Linked DNA regions of Homo sapiens: region 2 is linked to region 1. Evidence: read pairs that join two places in POLR2A ChIA-PET (ENCODE). Cell type or tissue: CD4-positive, alpha-beta T cell. All regions are shown on one strand. Each heading gives the region's core, and the rest is flanking DNA. Links, peaks and the distances in the headings are about the cores only.

The links. ChIA-PET counts read pairs that join two places held together with the same protein. Peaks named below come from ENCODE experiments on the same cell type or tissue, not always from the same donor. Only the 100,000 strongest peaks of a DNase experiment are listed, where the experiment ranks them.
Region 2: POLR2A ChIA-PET joins it to region 1 with 14 read pairs; 7 of 35 experiments call an interaction of 5 or more read pairs at or near these places.

Annotation. Positions count from the first base shown.
Region 1 is chr21:36,168,659-36,181,234 of GRCh38, forward strand. All of the region lies in intron 2 of DOP1B (DOP1 leucine zipper like protein B), which reads left to right. It also overlaps the pseudogene RPL3P1. Among named protein-coding and RNA genes, the nearest start is that of DOP1B, 18 kb to the left of the region's middle. In CD4-positive, alpha-beta T cell, for the core only: no CTCF peak of the experiment used is centred there; a DNase peak (open chromatin) is centred at 5,373; H3K4me3 peaks cover 314 bases; H3K27ac peaks cover 839 bases.
Region 2 is chr21:36,283,501-36,296,076 of GRCh38, forward strand. It overlaps DOP1B (DOP1 leucine zipper like protein B), which reads left to right. Exons shown (of 37, transcript NM_001320714.2): 33 at 4,514-4,650; 34 at 5,256-5,311; 35 at 5,545-5,706; 36 at 8,604-8,733; 37 at 9,820-10,774. The coding sequence ends at 10,071. It also overlaps the pseudogene SRSF9P1. Among named protein-coding and RNA genes, the nearest start is that of MORC3, 30 kb to the right of the region's middle. RefSeq lists silencers at 6,293-6,342, 12,316-12,557. In CD4-positive, alpha-beta T cell, for the core only: no CTCF peak of the experiment used is centred there; DNase peaks (open chromatin) are centred at 5,331 and 5,871; H3K4me3 peaks cover 1,340 bases; H3K27ac peaks cover 1,622 bases.

The sequences.
Region 1 (12,576 bases), core at 1,784-9,783:
TGGGGTTATAGGCGTTAGCGACCATGCCTGGCTAATTTTTTATTTTTACTTTTTAATACAGATGGGGTTTCACCATCTTGGCCAGGCTGGTCTCGAACTCCTGACCTCAGGTGATCTGCCCGCCTCAACCTCCCAAAGTGCTGGGATTACAGGTTTGAGCCACTGTGCCCAGCCTATTTTCAGTTTTTTAAAAATGATAACCATCCTAGTTGTGTGAAGTGGTCTCTCCCTGTGGGTTTTTTTTTTTAATTAATAATTTTAAAAAATAACTTTTATTGAGACCCCACCAGGTGCAAAACCTGTTCCTGGCGTTAAGCTCCTTCTTCCTTTGCAATTCGGTCTTTCTCGAGTGGTCCCATGAATGCTTTCTTCTCCTCCATGGTCTGGAAGCGGCCATAGCCAAACTTGGAGGTGGTGTCAGTGAACTTAAGGTCAGTCTTCTCCAGAGCCCATCGTCTGGTCTGCACCAGCAAAGATGTGCAGAGAATGAGCACTCGCTTCTTGGTTCCCACCACACAGCCTTTCAGCATAACAGAGTTATTGGTCACTTCACCATAGTGGACAAAGCCACCCAGAAGGTCGATGCTCTTGTCAGACAGGTCATAGTCCGTGGAGGCATTGTTCTTGATCGGTTTGCTGTCCTCAGTAAGGTAGCCCTGGTCAATCTTACAGATCTTCTTGTTGATCTCAGTGTGGTGATGGTCGCCTTTCTGCCCAGCACATGCCATGGAGAAGGCCACATGGTCAGGATGCCATGCCCCAATCCAGGCCACCTTGCACAGGCCTCGGTGGGTCTTGTGGGGCAGCTTCTTGGTGTGCCAACAACTGGTGACCCCTTTGTAGCCTTTGCCCTTGGTCACCCCGATGATGTCGATCATCTCGTCCAGCCCAAACGCTTGGTTCACAGGTACCTGCTGCTGTAGCCCCTCCTGGGCTCAGTCCAGCTTCTCAGCCATGGTGCCTCCGTTCACTTGGATCTCCATCAGCTGGGCCTTCTTCTGGCGCAGAGGAAGTAGGCGCGTCTGGGTGTGGGCAGCGAGGCGGGTGACTTGGCAGTGCTTCCTCATGCTGCTGAAGTCTTCTCCAGCTGCTTCTTGCCATCCTCATCCTGCCATTTCTTGCAGTACTTGGTAAAGGCCTTCTTCCTAGATTTATGCCGGTTGTTAGAGAAACACCTTTTGCACTCATCGTTGATGTGCTCAGCAAAGATGGCCTTGAAGGTCCGGAGGCCTCAAGGGGTTTCCACGTAGCCCGCAATGCCCACAACCACCATAGGTGGTGTCTCCACAGTAGTCATGGCCTCTACCACCTCCTTCACTTTCACCTTGGATCTTGGCCTGTCGACTTCCCGTGTGATGTGGGTCATGCCAGCCTTGTATCCCAGGAAGGCTGTGACGTTGACCAGCTTGGAAGGGTCATCCTTAGGGAAGCTCTTCACCTTCCCACGTTGCCTATTTCTTCACTCCTATGGCAGGAAGCAGAGGGACCCATGTCTGGGAGTGGAGAACTTTCTGTGAGACATCACACAATCAAATTCCACCGGTAGAGCTCTCCCTGTGGTTTTGATTTGCATTTCCCTAATGACTAATAATTTTGAGCACCTTTTCATATGCTTTTTGGGCATTTGTGTATCTTTTTGGAAGAAATTTCTATTCTAGGCCTGGCGCGGTGGCTCATGCCTGTAATCCCAGCACTCTGGGAGGCCGAGGCCGGCAGATCATGAGGTCAAAAGATGGAGACCACCCTGGCCAACATGGTGAAACCCCATCTCTACTAAAAATACAGAAATTAGCTGGGCATGGTGGCATGCACTTGTAGTCCCAGCTACCCAGGAGGCTGAGGCAGGAGAATTGCTTGAACCCGGGAGGCAGAGGTTGCAGTGAGCTGAGATCGTGCCACTGCACTCTAGCCTGGGTGACAGAGTGAGACTCTGTCTAAATAAATAAATAAATATATATATATAAAATTATTATTTATTTATTTATAATTATCCAGCCGTGGTAGTGCTTGCTTGTCCTCCCAGCTACTTAGGAGGCTGAAGTAGGAGGATCGCTTGAGCCCAGGAGATCAAGGCTGCAGTGAGCATGATCATGCCACTACGCTGCAGCACGTAGTGCTGAGTGACAGAACAAAACCCTGTTTCAAAAAAAAAAAAAAAGACATAACTTTGTTAGAGTTGTTACCTGAGGATTCCCATCCCAAGGGTCTCCTCTTGGATCTCATTTCTTGTTCCCTGCTGCTGTGATTAACTGTTGAGTTTAAGCAGCCACCTTGAAGAATTTGCAAGATACGGTTGGGACAAAGGTGATGCTGTCAGTCCCTACCTCTGCTTTGCCTGAGGCCGCTGACATTCATGGAGAGCTCACTGCGTGCTAAGGAGTTGACGTGCATTATTGTATAATACTTAAAATGTATCTTGAGATCCGTCTCAGGTTCAACCACTTGTGCAAGGCCACTGCCAGCCAGTGGCAGAGAGAGGGCTCAGACCCCGACCAGCCTGGTTCCAAGGCCCATGCTCATGAGCAGAGCCTCCAGCCTTCTTCATGTCAGTATCTGTATAGCTTACGTAAGGGGAAAGGGCTGTGCTTCTTTGCTGCCAGGGACCCTGTCTCCATCACCCAAATGCAGTAGGCGCAATTATTAGGCCCATTTTACCGATGAAGGCTAACCTACTTGCCCAGTGTCTTATGGCAACTGAGTGGTTATTATGGATTGAATTTTGGCCTCCGTGAAAGAAACCCTGGAGTCTTAACCCTTAGTACCTCAGTATGTAACTTGATTTGGAAACAGCATCTTTACAGAGCTAATCGAGCTAGAGGAGGTCATTAGGGGGTGGCCCTAATCCAGTGTGACTGGTGTCCTGATGAAAAAGGGGAAATGTAGACACAGACATGCATGAGGGAAGGCACCATGTGAGGATGAAGGCAGAGACCAGAAAGATGCATCTACAAGCCAAGAAGTGCCAAAGAATGACAGCAAACTCCTAGCAGCGGGGGGAGAGGCACGGGACAGATTGTCTATGCAGCCTTCAGAAGAAAGCCGCTCTCTTGACACCTTGATTTCAGACTTAACATGAGAGAATACATTTCTGTTGTTGAAGCCACCTGGTGTGTGGCACTTCGTTATAGCAGCCCTAGAATGCTATGACAGTGGTAGGACAAGATCTGTTAACACCTCAGTGCTGGGGATAAGGCATTGAACACTAAGCCCCTGCTCTCATGGAAAGAAATGACGCTTTCTTGGCGAGAGACAGACGACAGATGACTGTGTGATGTCAGATGCTGAATGCTAAGAAGAAAAATAAACTGGGGAAGTGGGGTATGGAGGAAGGAGGAGGGAGTGCTATTTTAGACAGAGAGGACACTGACAGCGTGACCTTAAAGCAGAGGTTGGGGTGAAGTGAGCAAGCTGGTGGGAAGGGCAATCTGGGGCATGGGCCTGTGTCCAAGGCATGGGAAGGGGACAGGAGTAGCCAGAGGACAGAGTGACCAGAGATACAGCAGGGTCAGGCCACTGATAGGATTTTGCTCTGGCGGGGAGGGGAAGCCACTGAGCTTCCTCCCAGGGAGGCTGTGAGCAAGGGAACCTCTGCCTCACCCATTCCAAGAATTCCCCGGGCCGTCAGCAAGCACAAGAGCCAGTGTGGATGCCCGCACCATTAGGCCTGAGATCAGTTCCTGCCGTTACTGGATGTGGAGGGTTTGGATGGTGCTGGAGGGAGCACATCTTGATCAGCATCAGGAATACTTGGTTCTGTGAAACTTGCAACTTCTGCATTCAAGGGTCCCTGATAGGAGTTGGTATGAATAAAGAATTTTCTTCACTGGGTGCAGTGATGCATGCCTGTAATCCTAGCACTTTGGGAGGCTGAAGGCAGAAGGATCACTTGAGCCCAGGAGTTTCAGACCAGCTTGGGCAACATGGCAAAACCTTGTCTCTCCAAAACTACAAAAATTATCTGGCCATGGTGGTGCACACCTGTAGTCCAGCTACTCAGAAGCCTGAGGTGGGAGGATCCCTGGAGCCTCAGCCTGGAGCTCTTGCACCACTGCACTCCATCCTGGGTGACAGAGTGAGACCCTGGCTCAAAAAAAAAAAGGAATTTTTTTAAGGCTTTGGTGATCGTCACATTTCTTGGACTTATGCACAGAAATTCAGTGAGTAAGAGTTGAGAGTTGGGCGGGGCGCAGTAGCTCACCCCTGTAATCCCAGCACTTTGGGAGGCTGAGGCAGGTGGATAACCTGAGGTCAGGAGTTTGAGTCCAGCCTGGCCAACATGGTGAAACCCTGTCTCTATTAAAAATAAAAAAAATTAGCCAGGCATCGTGGCGAATGCCTGTAGTCCCAGCTACTTGGGAGGCTGAGGCAGGAGAATCGCTTGAACCTGGGAGGCAGAGGTTGCAGTGAGCCAAGATTGCACCACTGCACTCCAGCCTTGGGGACAGAGGAAGACTCTGTCTCAAAAAAGAGTTGAGAGTTGAATTAGCAAAATTCTTTATAATACAGATTTAAACAATGATATAGGACACAAAAGCTTAGGGTCAACATTCTTTTTTTTAAGGTAGGTAACTAAATGTTATAATGCATAAAACTTAGATTTGGAGGAGAAGACTCATCCAGTCAACCCTTTTTTCAACTAAGAAAACTGGTTCCCAGAAGGTCTTGGTATGTCCAGCTGTAGACAGATTCTAATGGTATCATTTTCAAACTTGCTCAATGTTTCAGCATCATTTTTAGAATTTTTCTGTGTTAGAGAATAGTTTATCTTTTTTTTTTTTTTTGAGATGGAGTCTTGCTCTGTCGCCCAGGCTGGAGTGCAGCGGCCCCGTCTTGGCTCACTGCAAGCTTCGCCTCCTGGGTTCAAGCAATCCTCCTGCCTCAGCCTCCCGAGTAGCTGGGACTACAGGCGCCCACCACCACACCCGGCTAATTTTTTTTGTATTTTTAGTAGAGACGGGGTTTCACCGTGTTAGCCAGGATAGTCTCGATCTCCTGACCTCATGATTCATCCGCCTCGGCCTCCCAAAGTGCTGGGATTACAGGCGTGAGCCGCCGCGCCCGGCCCAAGAAAAACATTTTCATCAAGTGCCCTTTTGAGCCCTGAACCCAGGTGCTCTACCAAGCCTGATTTACAGCTTTGATTTTGGAAGTGAAGGCTAATAGAAATAAATTAACTCTGGATTTAAAAATCTTATCATTAAAGCTCTTTAAAAAAAAAAAAAAGTTATAATGGTCCTAAATGAACCAGTTTTTTTTGTTTTTTGTTTTTTCGCTGCTTTTATCTGATGACACACTACGGTTTCACAGAGCAGCCATGAACAGGAAGGGCAGCATGAGGTCTGTGGTGTCACACAGTTCAGCTTCCGGAGTCTTCATCAGTTAGCTACAAGCACCTCCTGTTTAAAGCAGAGCCTCCTGATGGTGTGTTTCAGAATTAGTGCTGCAGTGTGGTGGGAAGAACACGGGTTGGAGCTTGGAGACCTAGTGAACTACTCCAGCCCTTTACAGATCGGCTGCAAGAACTCTTTACCTAAAAACTTGGTGAGAGGCCAGGCGTGGTGGCTCACGTGTGTAGTCCCAGCACTTTGGGAGGCCAAGGTGGGTGGATTACTTGAGGTCAGGAGTTTGAGACCAGCCTTGCTGACATGGCGAAACCCCGTCTCTACTAAAAATGCAAAAATTAGCCGGGCGTGATGGCAGGCACCTGTAATCCCAGCTACTTGGGAGACTGAGGCAAGAGAATTTCTGGAACCTGGGTGGCGGAGGTTGCAGTGAGCCGAGATTGCACCACTGCACTCCAGCACTCCAGCCTGGGTAACCAAAAACCAAAATAATAAATAAATTAATAAAAACTTGGGTGAGTCCAACAGAATCCTTCTTCTTTTTTTGAGGCTGGAGTGCAATGGCATGATCTCAGTTTACTGCAACCTCTGCCTCCTGGGCTCAGGCCATCCTCCTGCCTCAGCCTCCCAAGTAGCTGAGACTACAGGCATGTGTGCGCTACCATGCCTGGCTAATTTTTGTATTTTCTTTTCATAGAGACAGGGTTTCACTATGTTGCCCAGGCAGGTCTCAAATTCCTGAGCTCGAGTGATCCTCACAAAGTGCTGGAATTATAGGCGTGAGCCACCGTGCCTGGCCGGGATCCTGATTTTTTACCCCTGCCTGAATCAACTCCTCTTCCCTGTTGACTAGTATTAGTTCACATAAATCCTCTTCAGCCTGGAGTCTGTGTTAGTCTGCTAGGGCTGCCATAACAAAATACCACTGGCAGAGTGGATTAAACAACAGATTGTTTTGTTTCACAGTTCTGGAAGCCAGAAGTCCAATATCAACGTGTCGGCAGGGTTGGTTCTTCTGAGGCCTCGCTGCCTGGCTTGGAGATGGTGTCTTCTCCCTGGGTCCTCACAGGATCATCCCTCTGGGTGTATCTGTATCCAGATTTCTTCTTCTTCTTCTTTTTTTTTTTTGAGATGGAGTCTCACTTTGTTGCCCAGGCTGGAGTGCAGTAGCACGATCTTGGCTCACTGCAACCTTCACCTCCCAGATTCAAGCGATTCTTCTGCCTCAGCCTCCAAAGTAGCTGGGATTACAGGTGCCTGCCACCACAGCCAGCTAATTTTTGTATTTTTAGTAGAGATGTGGTTTCACCATGTTGGCCAGGCTGGTCTCGAACTCCTGACCTTAAGTGATCCGCCCGCCTCGGCCTCCCAAAGTGCTGGGATTACAGGCGTGAGCCACCACGCCTGGCCCAGATTTCCTCTTCTTACAAGGACACCAGTCAGACTGCATTAGGGCTCACCCTAACTGCTTCATTCTACTTTGATTACCTATTTAAAAATCCTGTCTCCGGCCGGGTATGGTGGCTCATGCTTGTAATCCCTTGGCCTATGGGAGGCCAAGATGGGTGGATCACTTGAGGTCAGGAGTTCAAGACCAGCCTGGCCAACATGGTGAAATCCTGTTTCTATTGAAAATATAAAAACGAGCTGGGTATGGTGGCGCATGCCTGTAATCCCAGCTACTCAGGAGGCTGAGGCAGGAGAATCACTTGAACCCAGAAGGTGGAGGATGCAATGAACCAAGATGGCACTGCTGTTCTCTAGCCTGGGCAACAGAGTGAGACTCTGTCTCAAAAAAAAGAAAGAAAAGAAAAAGAAAAAGAACCTGTCTCTAAATACAGTCCCAGTCTCAGGTGGAGGTCAGGAAGGGCTTTGCCATAGGAGTTTGAGAGGGATACAGTTCAGCCATGACAGAATGTGATGAGGAGGTGCAGGCTGTCTCTCCACCTGTCACCTGTTTACAAAGCTGATCTCTGGTAGAAGCCCAGATGGTCTTTTATCACACACCTTGTGGAGGAACAGAGGAAGTGTGATTTCTTTAGTCTTGTTCTTGATCCAGGAGCCCAGTGAGGAGCTTCGACTTTGGGGTGTGTGTGCGTGTGTGTGTGTGTGTGTGTGTGTGGTGATACAGTTAAGCACCCAGAACTGCTGAGTCAGGAAAGCGTTCCAGGTGATTTGTGCCCCCTCCACCGCATGCCAAGAGCTCTGCACCAGCTTATTTATGGGGCACTGCATTGTGGGGGTATCCTACATGTCTGCTGGGGGTGGCCCTTTCAGCCTTCCTCCCCCACTGGAGCCTTGGTGCTGCTGCCACAGTTGACTCTGCACTCCTTATCCCTGCTGGCCAGACCCTGCATGCTCAGTGCCTAGAACAAGGCTACGAGCCCTGCCAGCCTCCTTGTGTATGAGCTGCATCTTTCAGCCTGCAGGGTGCCTGGTTTCATCTCAGCATCTCACTTGTAGGGCATCCTCTGTTAGAGCGTGACACCTAAATTTGGGGCTATGATTTTAGCCATTTTCTAGCAACCTTTGTTCTGATGACCTCTGTGGCTATGACCGTGAGGGTGGAGGTGGCCAGGTAAGTGCAGGGCCAGGGTCATCGTGGAATGATAAGGGCCTGAATTGCCTTCTGAGAAGACACCAAATGGAAAGGATGCTGTTGATGGGAATTCTTGACTGGCTTCACGTTAAACTAGATCCTGTACCTCTGCAGGAGAGGGGCCAGCCCAGCATCCATTTGTCTCTGGCAGTGTCCTGATGCTCTTGGCACCAGTATTTAGAAGATGCAGATCCAACTCCCGTTTTTTTCCCTCCCCTCCCCTTTCTTTTCTTTTTTGAGACAGAGTCTCACTCTGTCACCCAGGCTGGAGTGCAGTGACCCAATCTTGGCTCACTACAACCTCCACCTCCCAGGTTCAAGTGATTCTCCTGCCCCAGGCTCCTGAGTAGCTGGGATCACAGGCATGCGCCACCACACCTGGCTAATTTTTTTTGTATTTTTTGTAGAGACAGGGTTTCGCCAGACTGGTCTTGAACTCCTGACCTCAGGTGATCCGCCTGCCTCGACCTCCCAAAGTGCTGGGATTACAGGCGTGAGCCACCGTGCCCAGTCCTAACTCCCATTTCTAAGGTGTGGCAAAGGCTGCTGAATCCTTTGCTGTCGTTCTGTTGTGGGTGCCATGCTGGGGCTCTGATGATGTTGCAGCTTCACCCCTTACCCCAGGTTATCTGAAGGAGCTGAGGGTGTTCAAGAGCACTGCTACCCCAGGCTTCACAGCAGCCTCAGTGAGGGCCACTCACACTGTAAGATCGAGATGGTCTTTTTGAAAAGAGCATTTCTCTTTGCTGAAAAGAGTCTGATATGCTTTTCGATAATTTGTAGCCAGGATAGTCTATTTACTTTGTGTTTGAGTGAAGGAATATTTTTGCCATTCTTCCTTTCAGGTCTGCTGTGGGGCTGGAGGTAGTCCAGATTTAGAGATGAATTATTCCTCCAGTGCTGTGATTTGAATGGCTCTTCCAAAGTCCATGCTGAAACTTAACCCCAATTTGACAATATTGGGGTTGGGGGGGCCTTTAAAAGGTGACCAGACCATGAGGGCTCTGTTCTCATAAATGAGTTACTCGACGTATGGATTAATGCATTGATAGGTTATCCTGGGTGAGGAACTGGTAGCTAAATAAGAAGAGGAAGAGAGGCCTGAGCTAGCATTAGCATGCTCGGCCTCCTTGCCATGTGATATCCCACACCACTTCGGGACTCTGCAGAGAGTCTCCACCAGCAAGAAGGCCCTCACCAGATGCAGCCCCTTGAGCTTGGCCTCTGTAACTGTAAAAAGTAAATTTATTTTCTTTATAAATGACCCAGTTTCAGGTATTCTGTTATAAGCAACAGAAAATAGACTAAAATATCCAGCAATCTAACAGAATTGAGTTTATAGATAAGGGAAAGGGTTTGTGACCCACCTACACTATATAAATTCTCCCAAGAAAGTTAGGAGCTAGAAACTCCATGTCACGCCTTGGTGTGGAAGGTGCTGTGGACTGAATTGTGTTTCTCCTTCTCCCCTCAAACTCATATGCTGAAGTCTTAACCCCAGTGTAGCTGTATATCAAGGTAGGATCTTTGGCAGATGGTTTAGGTTAAATGAGGTCATGAGGATGAGACCCTAATTTAATAGGACTGTGGCCTTATAAGAATAGGAGGAGGGCAGGCACAGTGGCTCACACTTGTACTCTCAGGACTTTGGGAGGCTAAGGCAGGTGGATCACTTGAGCCCAGGAGTTTGAGACCAGCCTGGACAACATGGGGAAACCCCATCTCTACAAAAACAAACGAACAAACAAAATTAGCCTGGTGTGGTAGCATGCACCTGTAGTCTCAGCTACTTGGGAGGCTGAGGTGGGAGGTTTGCTTGAGTCCAGGAGTCTCTTAAGAAAAAAAAAAAAAGGAAGAGGAAGAGACAGACTTCCTCCCACCTCCCACCATGTGAGGACACAGTGAGGAGATGGCTGTCTGCAAGCCAGGAAGAGAGCTGAAACTGCTGGCACCTTGATTGCGGACTCCCAACCTACAGAACTGGGAGAAGTAAATTTCTGTTGTTTAAGCCGCCCACTCTGTGGTATTTTGTTATGGCAGCCTGGGCCAACTAATACAGAAGGAACTAAGTTAAACTTGTATTTTTCAGAAAAAAAGCAACTGTTTGAACAGGAATACCAACATTCAAGCTTGTATTTGAGTCACATACAGGCATTCCCATTTACCTATCTTTTAAAAATAGTCTTTTCCTTTTAAATTTCTTTCCAACTTTATTGGGCATACAATAAACTGCAAGCATTTAGAAGTGTATAATTTAAAGAGTTTTGACATAACGTTTATCCCTGTGAAACCATCACCACAATCAAGACAATGAGCATGGATCTGTCACCCCCAGAAGTTTCCTCCTGTCCTTTTGTCGTCTCCCTCCCTCCCTTGTCCCCAGACAACCACTGATCTGTTTTCTGTCACCATAGATTTGTTTGCATTTTCTGAAAGTTTATATAAATGGAATCCCACAGTATGTGCCGTCTCTCTCCTTTTCTGGTCTGGCTTCTTTCACTCAGCAAAGCTACTTCGAGAGTCATTCAGGCTGTTGTGTACATCAAAGTTTCCTTCTTTTTTACTGCTGAGTAAGAGTCCATGGATATATACAATTTCTTTATCCATTTCCCATTAGTGGACATTTGGGTTGCTTCCAGTAGGTATATGTTTAATTTTTTAAGAAGCTGCCAAACTGTTTGCCAAAGTGGTTGTATCATTTTACATTCCCAGCTGCAGTGTATGAAAGCTCCAGTTCTCCCCCATCCTCTTCAACACTTGGTATGGTCAGTCTTTTTCACTTTGGTCATTTTAATGAGAGTGTAATACTCTCTTATTGTGGCTTTTGCATTTTGTACATGACAGATGATTAGAAAATCAGTAAGTGGTCATTGTAACTTTGTTTTAATTCCATAGACACATAACATAAAGATCACTGTAAGAATCTTCACTGTTTTATTGTAGGTAATAGCAAAAAATTGGGAGTGACCACCCCTGGTAGGGGAGTAGTTGTGAAGTGAGTCATGGAACGACAATATAATGCACACACAGCCATGGAACCAAGTAGACTGGTAGTTACTAACATGAAAAATGCTTATTATAAATAAGGGGGAAGAAAGGACAGGCGAACAGTTTACATATAGCCCACTCAATCTTGTGTGTGTGTGAGAGAAAGGGAGGGGGTACTGTATAGGAGTGGACAAGATCTCGAAGCCCCTTATTGTAGGACTAGTGTATTTCCAGTTTTTCACGACTCTGAATAAAGCTGTAATGAACATCTTTACGCACGTGGCTATTTTTGTTAAGATAAATTGCTAGAGGTGGAGTAGCTGGGTCAGTGGACGTACAGTGAAGCCTCTGGACACAGGGGTATGTGCTGGCCTGCCTTTGCCCCTCTCCTCTGCCTGCACAGATGCCAGAGCCACAGCCTGTCACCTGCTGTACTTTGTCATGTGTTTATCTAGCAGGACCACATTCTCTATCCCAATCTTGTCACTCTTCTGATTCCAGAATTTCTCCACTATTCCCATGTTGGGAACATTAGGATAATTTATAAAGTTAAAAAAAAACTAGAGGGGGTTATTGATATTAACCATTATAGGTAATAACAATTTAGATTATTCTGGGAAGAAGTGACATCTTTACACACTTGGGCCCTTCCATATAGAAATGTGGTAGTTTCCATCATTCATTAAAATGTACTCACTTTGCTGGCCGCGGTGGCTCATGCCTGTAATCCCAGGGCTTTGGGAGGCTGAGGCAGGCAGATCACCTGAGGTCAGGAGTTCAAGACCAGCCTGGCCAACATGGTGAAACCTCATCTTTACCAAAAATACAAAAAATTAGCTGGGTGTGGTGGCGCACACCTGTTAGTCCTAGCTACTTGGGAGGCTGAGGCAGGAGAATCACTTGAACCCAGGAGGCAGAGGTCACAGTGAGCTGAGATCAGGCCTGGGCAATAGACGGCGCTCCAGCCTGGGCAAGAGTGAAACTCGGTCTCAAAAAAAGAAAAAAAATTGTGGCTGGGCACAGTGGCTCATGCCTGTAATCCCAGCATACTGGGAGGCCGAGGCGGGGGGATCACCTGAGGTCAGGAGTTCGAGACCAGCCTGGCCAACATGGCAAAACCCCATCTCTACTAAAAATACAAAAAATAGCTGGGCATAGTGGCGTGCACCTGTAATCCCAGCTACTTGAGAGACTGAGGCATGAGAATCGCTTGAACCCATGAGGCGGAGGTTGCAATGAGCCGAGATTATGCCACTGCATTCCAGCCTGGGTTGTCAGACAGAGTGAGACTGTGTCTCAAAAAAAAAAAAAAGTATTCACTTATGTCCTTAAGAGTTCTTCTTAAATAAGACCTTCCTGTTCCTCAAGTATATTAAGTATTTTATACATGTGTTTTTGCTATTGTGAATGGGATTATTTTCCTCAGGTAGACAGGTATACCGTCAACCAATACTGATTTGTATTTTTTTCTAATATTTTGCTAGCATTTCCTGGAACAGTGTTGAATAGCAATGTTGCTATCAGTGTGTTAACCACGGTAATGTTGGCTGCTATAACAAAGAAGTCCAAAATCAATGTCCTCGATGTAATTGAAGTTTATCCTCACTCATGTATCAGTTAAGCATGTTATTCAGATGGGTGGGCAGC
Region 2 (12,576 bases), core at 2,095-10,094, 120 kb after region 1:
CACATAAGATTTTTACCTTGTAATATCTTGAACACTTAAGAAACATGAAAGAAAACTTTCAAATATTAACAAGTCCAGTTGGCGTGCCTTGCTTGAATAACTGTGATAGGAGGATGATTTAATCAGACGGTAACCAGGAGCACCAGTAAAGGTAATGTCAGCTCTCCAAAGACTGTGGCTAAATGCAAGGTCAGAGCTGAACTTTGTTGCCTCCCTACAAAATCTGGAGAGAAAAAGAACAACAGGAATCACCTTTTCTTTAGTTCATGTGCAGTATAGGGGAGGATTCTTTATGAACCCAACCACTAGACAGTGGCCCTAAGGGAAGCAGTAAGCCTACTTTCTCAGTGGAGGAAAATGAAAAGGAGAGCATATTGGGCAATGTACCTGATAACCCTTTCAGTGCCTTTTCAGTCTAAGAGCAGACACCTGTTCCTTTTTTTTTTTTTTTTTTTTTTTTCCTTTGAGATGGAGTCTTGCTCTGTCACCCAGGCTGGAGTACAGTGGCACAATCTCGGCTCACTGCAACCTCCACCTCCCAGGTTCAAGCAATTCTCCTGCCTCAGCCTCCAAAGTAGCTGAGATTACAGGCACCAGCCACCACACTCAGCTAATTTTTTTGTACTTTTAGTAGAGATGGGGTTTCGCCATGTTGACCAGGCTGATTTCAAACTCCTGACCTCAAGTGATCCGCCTGTGTTGGCCTCCCAAAGTGCTGGGATTACAGGCATGAGCCACCGTGGCCAACCACCTGTTCCTTCTTTCTTTTTTTTTTTTTTTTTTTTTTTGAGACGGAGTCTCGCTCTGTCGCCCAGGCTGGAGTGCAGTGGTGCAATCTCTGCTCACTGCAATCTCTGCCTCCCGGGTTCAAGCAATTCTCCTGCCTCAGCCTCCTGAGTAGCTGAGATTACAGGCACACAACACCACGCCCAGCTAATTTTTGTATTTTTAGTAGAGACAGGGTTTCACCATGTTGGTCATGCTGGTCTCAAACTCCTGACCCCGTGATCCACCTGCCTCGGCCTCCCAAAGTGCTGGGATTACAGGCATGAGCCACTGCGCCCAGCCCTGTTCCTTCTTTCTACCCCATCTCACACTCCTCTCAAATTTGGGAGGAAGCCCAGATAGCTAAATAGACAGCATTAGGTGTATAGAAGCTAGAACCAAAAAAACAAAAAGATAGACAACATTCTGAAACAGGGGTGTGGAGAATTTGACCATGGTAGAGTTTAAACACCCAGCAATTCTGAGAAATTATTTCTCTGAGAGGGAGCAAGCACAGGCAATATAATAGAATATATATATAAAAAACATGTTTTACATAATATATTAATATGTTATATAATTATATGACATTGTAACATGTAATTATTATATTTGTATTATATTGACATGATTGTAATAACTAATAGGTAATGATTATATAAATAGTAATATTAAATATTATACTATATAACAATATACTTGTTTATATTATATATTCAAATATGCAATAAAGGCAGCAGAATGCTAACTGAAAATGGAGGTAGGTTTTGGGCTCTTGGGAAAAGAGAAATTTTTTTGTTGTTGTTGGGAGGGGAACGGAGTCTCACTCTGTTGCCCAGGCTGGAGTGCAGTGGCACAATCTTGGCTCACTGCAACCTCCGCCTCCTAGGTTCAAGTGATTCTCCTGCCTCAGCCTCTCAAGTAGCTGGGATTACAGGCACCCACCACCATGCCTGGCTTATTTTTGTATTTTTAGTAGAGATAGGGTTTCACCATGTTGGCCAGGCTGGTCTCGAACTCCTGACCTCAAGTGATCCACCCGCCTCAGCCTCCCAAAGTGCTGGGATTACAGGCATGAGCCACCATGTCTGGCCGGGAAAAAGAATTTCTAAATAAATACGCTTCGTTTTGGATAGCTCAAGTGCTATATTTCTAAAAATACTACGTGTTTTTAAAAAATAAGCCTTTTGCCCTGTTTTCATTTTTGATGAACTGACAGTTTACAGAGCACTTTCCTACATGTTGTCGTTGTCCCCAGGATGCTCGTGGATAGGCCCAGCCCCCCTGAGTCCTGGGTTGATGGCACTCAGAGTGTCCTCTGCCAGAGCTGTGGGACACTGAACTTGCCTGGAGATGCCCTGTGGAGGGATGATGCCCACATCTGCCTCAGAGAGGTAGATGCATCCAGAAGCTCCCAAGAAGTGTCCCATAGTAAATAGTTTGGGCCCAATTAAAAGAGGCAGGAGGCTGGGCACAGTGGCCTGTAATCCCAGCACCTTGGGAGGCTGTGGTGGGCAGGTCACTTGAGGTCAGGAGTTCAAGACCAACCTGGCCAACATGGTGAAACCCCACCTCTACTAAAAATACAAAAAGTTAGCTGAGCATGGTTTCAGGCGCCTATAATCCCAGCTACTTGGGAGGCTGAGGCAGGAGAATTGCTTGAACCCTGGAGGCGGAGGTTGCAATGAGCCGAGATCGCGCCACTGCACTCCAGCCTGGGTGACAGAGTGAGTGAGACTCCATCTCAAAAAAAAAAAAGAGACAGGAGTGGAGAATTTCTAACACTTCTCTCCTGGGATACCGTTTGGGGTCCTTTTCCCCGGACACTGTTGCACCATCGAGTAGCAGAGAAGGAGATGGGGAGCTGAGCAGCTCTGTATGTCTCGGCTCAGAGTGACATCAGTCTTACGTCTTTGGGGGCTGGGAAGATGTAGGTGAAAGGATACGAAGGTGCAATTATGGAGGATGAGTAAGTCTAGAAAAGGCATGTACAACATGAGGACTGTCGTTAATAACACTGCATATGTACTGGGAATTTGCCAAGAGAGTAGATTTTAGGTGCTCTTACCACAAAAAAGAAAGGTCAAAGACAGGCGCGGTGGCTCATGCCTGTAATCCCAGCACTTTGAGAAGCCAAGGAGGGCAGATCACGTGAGGTCAGGAGTTCAAGACCAGCATGGCCAACATGGTGAAACCCCATATCTACTAAAAATACCAAAAATTAGCTGGGTGTGGTGGTGGGTGCCTATAATCCCAGCTACTCGGGAAGCTGAGGCATGAGAATCATTTGAACCCAGGAGGCAGAGGCTGCAGTGAGCCGAGATCGCACCACTGTACTCCAGCCTGAGTGACAGAGTAAGACTCCATCTCAAAAACACACACACACACACACACACACACACACACACAAAACTGACTGAGCATGGCAGCTCACGCCTGTAATCCCAGCACTTTGGGAGTCCAAGGCAGGTGGATCATCTGAGGTCAGGAGTTAAAAGATCAGCCTGGCCAACATGGCTAAACCCTATCTCTACTAAAAATACAAAAAATTAGCCGGGCATGGTGGCAGACACCTGTAATCCCAACTACTCTGGAGGCTGAGGCAGGAGAATTGCTTGAACCCGGGAGGCGGAGGTTGTAGTGAGCGGAGACTGCTCTGCTGCCCTCTAGCCTGGGCAACAGAGTGAGACTCCATCTCAAAAAAAAAAAAAATTTATTACTAATATACTAATGTACTAATGTACTACAGCCGATCTTAGCTAGCATGACTACCATTCAGCTGTTTGCTGTAGCAATTTGTTACATTCCTAGGAAACCTTAAGCTATGGAAGAAAAAAAAAGTCTCATTCTACAAACAAGACATTTCAGGGGAGAAGCAGGGGAGAGTGTTAGGGGCTAGAGAGTGTTATTTGAAACACTTTTCCCTCCATAGGAATGAAAGTTTTTGTCATGGCCATCAAGTTTAAACCTTACTCAGTAAATCTGTTATATTTACTTGCTCCGCTTCCCACCCACCACCCTCAAAATATGGTGTTGTCTGCCAGCCAGTCCATATGATTGTGTAAGTCCATTCCTCACCATGGGCTGCTTGGTTTCTGCGTCTCCTCATTCATATTCTTAAAAGAACATTGAAATGGCTGTTGGTCATCCAGTGGATTTCTGGTGACAGATGTTCATGTCTTTCTACTCAGCTGTGGCAGGGGGACGGCCTGTGGGAATCATTTCCTTAGGTTTGGCAAGAGCCATGAACTGCTGTATTTCACAAAGAAGAGGGCTGGGGTGGACTAGTTGCACAAAAGCATCTCCTAACATTCTTTTTTTTTTTTTTTTTTTTTTTTTGAGATGGAGTCTCACTCTGTCACCCAGGCTGGAGTGCAGTGGTGTGATCTCGGCCCACTGCAACCTCTACCTCCCAGGTTCAAGCGATTCTCCTGCCTCAGCCTCCCAAGTAGCTGGGACTACAGGCGCCCACCACCACGCCCGACTAATTTTTGTATTTTTAGTAGAGATGGGGTTTTACCATATTGGCCAGGCTGGCCTCGAACTCCTTATCTTGTTATCCGCCCGCCTCGGCCTCCCAAAGTGCTGGGATTACAAGTGCGAGCCACCAAGCCTGGCCTGTAACACTCATTCCTTACACTGGGTTGTTACTAGAATGTCAGAACAGTCACAGTTTTATTTTTCTTTGTCTGATAAGAAACCCTAAACTGCATATTTGTGTAACATCTTTACAATCTTCTTTCCTTAGAACGCCTGACAGACAATCTCAGAGTTGGACAGACATCCATAGTTGCTGCTCAGATGTTTCTTTTTTTCAGAGTTTTGCTGCTAAGAATATCTCCTCAACATTTGACTTCATTGTGGCCAATAATGGTCTCTGAATTGGTGAGTACAAGTATTGTAAGTTTGAAAGCAAGGTTGGAGCTTTTTAAAATGCTTTTTCAGTAACATAACGTACTATTTCCTATGTATCCCATTTTATCTAAATGTTATTTTTAATCAGGTTGGTAGCACATGGTTAGCTCTTGGTTAAACAGAGAATATTTTACTCTATGATCATATTTGATCTCTCACCCTGTCAGTTATTCCAACTAACTTGTACCATTTGATAATACTTACTAGTTTTTTATATACATATAAATTTGGGCTGGGCGTGGTAGCTTATGCCTGTAATCCCAGCACTTCGGGAGGCTAAGGTGGATGGATCACTTGAGCCCAGGAGTTCGAGACTAGCCTGGGCAACATGGTGAAACTCCTTGTCTACAAAAAAATACAAAAATTAATTCGGCATGGCGGGAAGTTGCATCTGCAGAAGGTTGAGGCTGCAGTGAGCCATGATTGTACCACTGCACTCCAGACTGGGTGACAGAGTAAGACCCCGTCTTATTCATTCATTCATAAATTAATCGATTTTTAAAAATAAGTAAAAAAAAATATTTGGGTAGATTTAATCTGTCTCAGATAGTAACTTGAATGCATTTTTTTTTCAGATTCAGACATTCACACAGCTTGAAGAAGATCTAAAAGATGAAGATGAGTCATTGAGGTAAGCAGTACAAGATCTGTACACAAGAGGAAAAGATAGTCACGATTAAAGCACGTCACTTTAGATATAGAGTTGTCTAATGTTAAATGCTGTTATCTTGAAGTACTTGTGAAAGGACCAGCTATTCCAAAAATTTCTTAAAAAGAAAATTCTTCTGAGGGACAGGTCATAGGTGAATGGACTATAACAGATCTGAATGAATTTATAACAAGCGTTTCTTTGCAAATTTATAGAAGCACCAACAAAGTAAACAGAACGAAAGTTTCAGTCCCGGATGCAAATGGACCCTCAGTGGGGGAGATACCCCAGAGTGAACTCATCTTGTATTTATCAGCTTGCAAATTCTTGGACACAGCGCTTTCTTTTCCACCTGACAAGATGCCATTATTTCAAATGTAAGTCAGATAGGATCGTGTGTCCTTTTTGAAGTAAGAGATTTTGTTTTTTCCTTTTAAGCACTTTCACTTGTTTTTCATGTACAGTTTATGGGAAACCACCATCTGGGTTTCTAGTGACAGCTAAGCCAGCTCGGAATACCAAGTTTCAGATTACTTGCAACATCTGTGGCTCTGCAAATTTGGCTCACAGGAGTGTTTATGAATGTGTTTCTATGGTGTGTGTGTGTGTGTGTGTGTGTGTGTGTGTGTGTGTGTGTGTGTGTGTGGTTTTTGCTACTGAATGCTTATAAAACAGGGCTTACCCACTGGTGCTCCTCACTGCCTTTGTGTAGACCTTTTTGTCTGTGTTTAGTTAGATACAAATGCCTTTATTTGGAGCCTGCCATCTCCGATTCACTTTGCCCCATAGGCTTATGTTTCCTGCCGGCTTAGCACAGCTGCTCATTTGTTTAATTTCATGACCAGCCCCAGAGGCTATTTCTCTCTCTCCTACCCCCACAAAGAGAGTAATCATATAGAAATGTTTGTGGTTAAAGAGCGGGTTCTCTTAAATGCACATTGCTAAGTGAAAGAAGCCAGTCTGAAAAGGCTACACACTGTATGATTCCAACCATGTGACATTCTGGAAAAGGCAAAACCATGGAGACAGTAAAAAGATCAGTGGTCGCCAGGGGTTGGGGAGAGGGAGGCAGGGATGAATGGGTGAAGCACAGAGGATTTTTAGGGCAGTGAAATTATTGCATACAGAGCTATAATGGTAGATCCATGTCATTGTCCATTTCTCCAAATCCATACAATGTACACCACCAAGAGTGAACCCTGATGTAAACTCTGGACTTGGGAGGATAACAGTGAGTCAGTAGAGGCTCTTCAGTTTTAACAAATGTACCACTCTGGTGCAGGATGTTGATAATACGGCAGGCTTGTATGTATGTAGGATGGGATGTACGGGAACTACTTTCTACTCCATTTTGCTGTGAACCTAAAGCTGTTCTGCAAAAGAAAGTCTTTTAGTTTTTAAAAAGCAGGTTTGGGCCGGACGTGGTGTCTCATACGTGTAATACTAGCACTTTAGGAGGCTGAGGCGGGTGGATCACCTGAGGTTGGGAGTTCGAGACCAGCCTGGCCAACATGGCGAAACCCTGTCTCAACTAAAAACACAAAAATTAGGCCAGGTACCGTGGCTCACACCTGTAATCCCAGCACTTTGGGAGGCCAAGGTGGGTGGATCACTTGAGGCCAGGAGTTCAAGACCAGCCCGGCCAACATGGTGAAAAACCCTGTCTCTACTAAAAATACAAAAATTAGGCCAGGCGCGATGGCTCACACCTGTAATCCCAGCACTTTGGGAGGCCAAGGTGGTTGGATCACCTGAGTTTGGGATCAGCCTGACCAACATGGAGAAAATCCATCTCTACTAAAAATACAAAATTAGCTGGGCATGGTGGCGTATGCCTGTAATCCCAGCTACTTGGGAGGCTGAGGCAGGAGAATCGCTTGAACCTGGGAGGCAGAGGTTGCAGTGAGCCAAGATCATGCCATCTGCCATTGCACTCCAGCCTGGGCAACAAAAGCGAGACTCCATCTCAAAAAAAAAAAAAAATACAAAAATTAGCCAGATGTGGTGGTGGGCGCCTGTAATCCCAGCTACTTCGGAAGCTGAGGAAGGAGAATCACTTGAACCCGAGAGGCAGAGGTTGCAGTGAGCCGACATCGCACCACTGCACTCCAGCCTAGGCAACAGAGCGAGACTCCCCCTCAAAAAAAAAAGAGGCCGGGCACAGTGGCTCATGTCTGTAACCCCAGCACTTTGGGAGGCCGAGGCAGGCGGATCATGAGGTCAGGAGTTCAAGACCAGCCAGGCCAACATGGTGAAACCCTGTCTCTACTAAAAATGCAAAAATTAGCTGCCTGTATTGGTGGGCACCTGTAATCCCAGCTACTCAAGAGGCTGAGGCAGGAGAATCGCTTGAAACCGAAGGCGGAGGTTGCAGTGAACCGAGATCGCACCACTGCACTCCAGCCTGGGCGAAAGAGCGAAACTGCATCTCAAACCAAAAAAAAGTGGAGGCTAGGCGCAGTGGCTCATGCCTGTAATCCCAGCACTTTAGGAGGCTGAGGCAGGTGGATCACGAGGTCAGGAGTTCAAGACCAGCCTGGCCAAGATGGTGAAACCCCGTCTCTACTAAAAATACAAAAAAATTAGTCAGGCATGGTGGCAGGTGCCTGTAATCCCAGCTACTCGGGAGGCTGAGGCAGAGAATTGCTTGAACCTGGGAGGTGGAGGTTGCAGGGAGCCAAGATTGCACCACTGCCCTCCAGACTGGGCGACAGAACGAGACTGTCTCAAAAAAACAAAAAAGTGGGTTCCGATATATGTGAATGTGCATAGCAACATTATTTATAATAGGCAAGAAGTAGAGACAACCCAAATGGCCATCAGCTGATGAACAGGCAGATCATGTGACATATCCATACAGTGGAATACGGTTCAGCAACAAAAAGAATTGAAGAACTGAGACACGCTGGAATCTGGATGAACCGGAAAATATGATGCTAAGTGAAAGCTCGAAACAAGGGAACATATAGTGTATGATTCTGCTTATATGGAATGTCCACGATGAGACAGAGTGTGGATTAGTGGGTGCCTAGGTCTCAAGGGTATAGGGGGTTGGGGTGGTGATGGCTGAGCAGGGCAGGATTTCTTTTTGGGGTAATGAAATACTCTAAAATTGATTGTGATAATAGACGTGCAACTCTATGAATATAATAAAAGGCATTGAGTTGTCCATATTAAATAGATACAGTATGTGAATTATATCTTAATAAAACTAATTTTAACGACGTTGAAGGCCTCTTACCAGCAGACCTGACCTTCTGTTTGTTCCCTGCAGTTATAGGTGGGCATTTATTCCAGAAGTGGACACAGAGGGCCCTGCCTTCCTGTCGGATGTAGAGGAGAATCACCAAGAATGCAAACCCCACACTGTCAGGATTCTAGAACTTCTAAAATTAAAGTTTGGGGTAAGTGCTTTTCTTTTCTTTTCTTTTTTTTTTTTTTTGGTGAGACAGAGTTTCACTCGGCCACCCAGGTTAGAGTGCAGTGGTGCGGTCTTCGCTTACTGCAGCCTCCACCTCCCAGGTTCAAGTGATTCTCCTGCCTCAGCTTCCGGAGTAGCTGGGATTACAGGAATGTGCCACCACACCTGGCTAATTTTGTTTTGTTTTGTTCTGAGACGGAATCTCACTCTGTTGCCCAGGCTAGAGTGCAGTGGCACAACCTCAGGTCACTGCAACCTCAGCCTCCTGGTTTCAAGCAATTCTCCTCTCAGCCTCTGGAATAGCTGGAACTACAGGCGCACGCCACCATGCCTGGCTAATTTTTGTTTTTTTGTTTTTGGGTTTTTTTTTTTTTTTTTTGAGACGAAGTCTCACTCTGTTGCCCAGACTGGAGTGCAATGGCAGGATCTCAGCTCACTGCAACCTCCACCTCCCAGGTTCAAGCAATTCCCGCACCTCAGCTTCCCAAGTAGTTGGAACTACAGGCACATGCCACCACTCTTGGGGCTAATTTTTGTATTTTTAGTAGAGACAGGTTTTCGCCATATTGGTCAGGCTGGTCTCGAACTCCTGACCTCAGGTGATCCGCCTGCTTCAGCCTCCCAAAGTGTTGGGATTACAGGCGAGAGCCACCGTGTCCAGCCTGCTTTTCTTTTTAAAAATTATATTCATGAGGCTGGTAATCCCAGCATTTTGGGAGGCCGAGGTGGGCAGATCGCCTGAGGTCAGGAGTTCAAGACCAACCTGGCAAATATGGTGAAACTCCATCTCTACAAAAATACAAAAATTAGCTGGTCATGGTGACCGGTACCTGTAATCCCAGCTACTCAGGAAGCTGAGGCAAGAGAATCGCTTGAACCCGGGAGACAGAGGTTGCAGTGAGCCAAGATCACGCTGCTGCACTCCAGCCTGGGCGACAGAGCAAGACTCTGTCTCAAAAAAAAAAAAAAAGGACCTTATTTCTTAGGTTTTGCCACATGCATGTGCTTCCCAGCCATCTCGAGCCCTCAGTAAAACCATATCATTGTTATGGGTTTGTTTTTTCTGCAGGAAATCAGTAGCTCTGATGAGATCACCATGAAGAGTGAATTCCCGCTTCTGCGCCAACATTCTGTTTCCAGCATCAGGCAGTTGATGCCATTCTTCATGACTCTAAATGGTGCATTTAAGACCCAGAGACAGCTGCCTGCTGATAGCCCAGGAACTCCATTCTTGGACTTTCCTGTCACAGATAGCCCAAGGATCTTAAAACAACTGGAAGAATGCATCGAATATGATTTTCTGGAACATCCAGAATGTTAACCATGTGAGAGAGAATATGTTTAATCCATGTATTGGTACTTTACTGAAAACCAGGTTATATTCTAAAGAAGAAAGAAGGCAGGATAGTGCTTTTGAACAAGCCTATTTCCATTTTGAAAGTAGATTTCAGGCTAGGTGCGGTGGCTCACACCTGTAATCTCAGCACTTTGGGAGGCCAAGGCAGGCAGATCACTTGAGGTCAGGAGTTCGAGACCAGCCTGACCAACATGGTGAGACCCTGTCTCTACTAAAAATACAAAAATTAGCTGGGTGTGGTGGCGGCGCCTGTAATCCCAGCTACTTGGGAGGCTAAGGCATGAGAATTGCTTGAACCCAGGAGGTGGAGGCTGCAGTGAGCCGAGATCACGACACTGCACTCCAGCTGTGTGACAGAATGAGACCATCTCCAAAAAAAAAAAAAAGTAGATTTCAGATAATTTACTGTTCAGCAACAGGACACACCTCCCTAAATGCCTTGTAATATATTTGAATCTGATTCTGCATTTCTTCCTCAATTTATGTAATGAAAATAAAATTAATATATCATCTAACAGTAGCACAAAATTTGTAATATGAAGTAAAGTATGAAGATAATGAAGAAGTTGTTTTCTTTGTTGAAGCAGTTATATGGGTCTTTCTCAGTATATTTCTCTTTTCTCTAAAAGTTTAAACTTATTAAAAGAATGTTATTTTTAACCTTTCACACAAATGTCCTTTAAAGTGCTTATTTTGGTACTCCATTTTAAAACGAAAATACATTGTTTTCTGAGGACAATAATTGCCCCTTACCCATTCAGCAGAGGTAAGGTAACCTCAATGTATTCAAAGATAACCTCAATGTATTCAAACCTCGCACATTAAAAATTACATGTTTGCCGGGCGCGGTGGCTCACGCCTGTAATCCCAGCACTTTGGGAGGCCGAGGTGGGCAGATCACCTGAGGTCAGGAGTTCAAGACCAGCCTGACCAACATGGAGAAACCCTGTCTCTACTAAAAATACAAAATTAGCTGGGCATAGTGGTGCATGCCTGTAATCCCAGCTACTCGGGAGGCTGAGGCCGGAGAATCTCTTGAACCGGGGAGGCGGAGGTTGCCATGAGCCAAGATCGTGCCATTGCACTCCAGCCTGGGCAACAAGAGTGAAACTCCGTCTCAAAAAAAAAAAAAAATTCATGTTTGCACAGTTTAACAACATAAGTACAGGGTTTTAAATTTCTGACAGCACGTTCTTTTCTTTTCTTTTTTTTCTTTTTTCCCCCTAAACGTTTAAAATATATTTCTAAACAGAATGGGCCAATTCAGTCACAGTAACTGTTGATCTCCATAGCAGAGCAACCCACAAAGACAGAACTGATTTTTTTCCCATAATCAGGGGTGAAAAATATACAACTTGTTTCTGAACCAAAACCACAATTTCTGCAGTTTAAAATGTTTCACTGCTAATATGGCCCTGGTAGAAATTATGTAGTTTCTTTTCTTCTTTAAAAAAAAAAAAAATTAAAAAAATTTCCTAAGACACTAAATGCTCCATCTGGAATGTAGATTCTGATCACAAAGCAGCTCAGTTAACCTAAAAAATAAAAAATTCCCATCACCTGTCTCAGTAGGGCCTGAGAGTAGTGTGGGGAACCCCAGCTTTGGTATGGAGAGTCATGGCCCCTTGAACCAGATAGAGACCTTGAATAGCCATAGCTGGTGCTTCTCTCAGGATAAACTCTGATGTAGGAAGTATCACCCTCATGAGAGTGGAATTTGGTCATCCAGTTGACGCAGGGCATATTCCATGTCTTCTTTTCTGAGACACCCAACCATCCCCACTCCATCCTTCTGCACATCCGTGTAACAGGCATCCCCAGCTTCTCGCGTGTGATCCTTCAGGTCCTGCCAGCTGCCTGATGGAAGAAGTCCATTTCTTCCATAAATAGCATCCTCTGCATCTCGAGGGTCCTCGAAGCGCACGGAGGCGAAGGGCACAAGGCCGTACCGGCTCTTGAGCTCGATCTCGCGGATGCGGCTGTACTTGTAGAACAGGTCCTGCGGCTCCTTCTCGCGCACGTGGGTCGGAAGGTTTCCCCACGTAGATGCACCCGTCGCCCTCCCAGCCGCGCTCGTGTCCGCCCAGCCGGACAACCGCACCGCCCGACGCTGCTGGCCAGCCGCAGCCCGCATCCGCCCGTATCGCCGCCGCTGCCGCCTCAGCACGGCTGCCCCCGCAGCGTCTGTTTTGTTTTATTCTAACAGGGTCTCTCTCTGTCGCCCAGGCTGGAGTGCAGTGGCGTGATCTTGGCTCCCTGCAACCTCTGCCTCCCGGGTTCAAGCGATTCACCTGCCTCAGCCTCCCAAGTAGTGGGCATTATAGGTGCCAGCTAACCATGGCCGGCTAATTTTTTTTTTTTTTTTTTTTTTTTTTTGAGACAGAGTCTTGCTCTGTCACCCAGGCTGGAGTGCAGTGGCGCGATCTCGGCTCCCTGCAACCTCCGCCTCCTGGGTTCAAGCGATTCTCC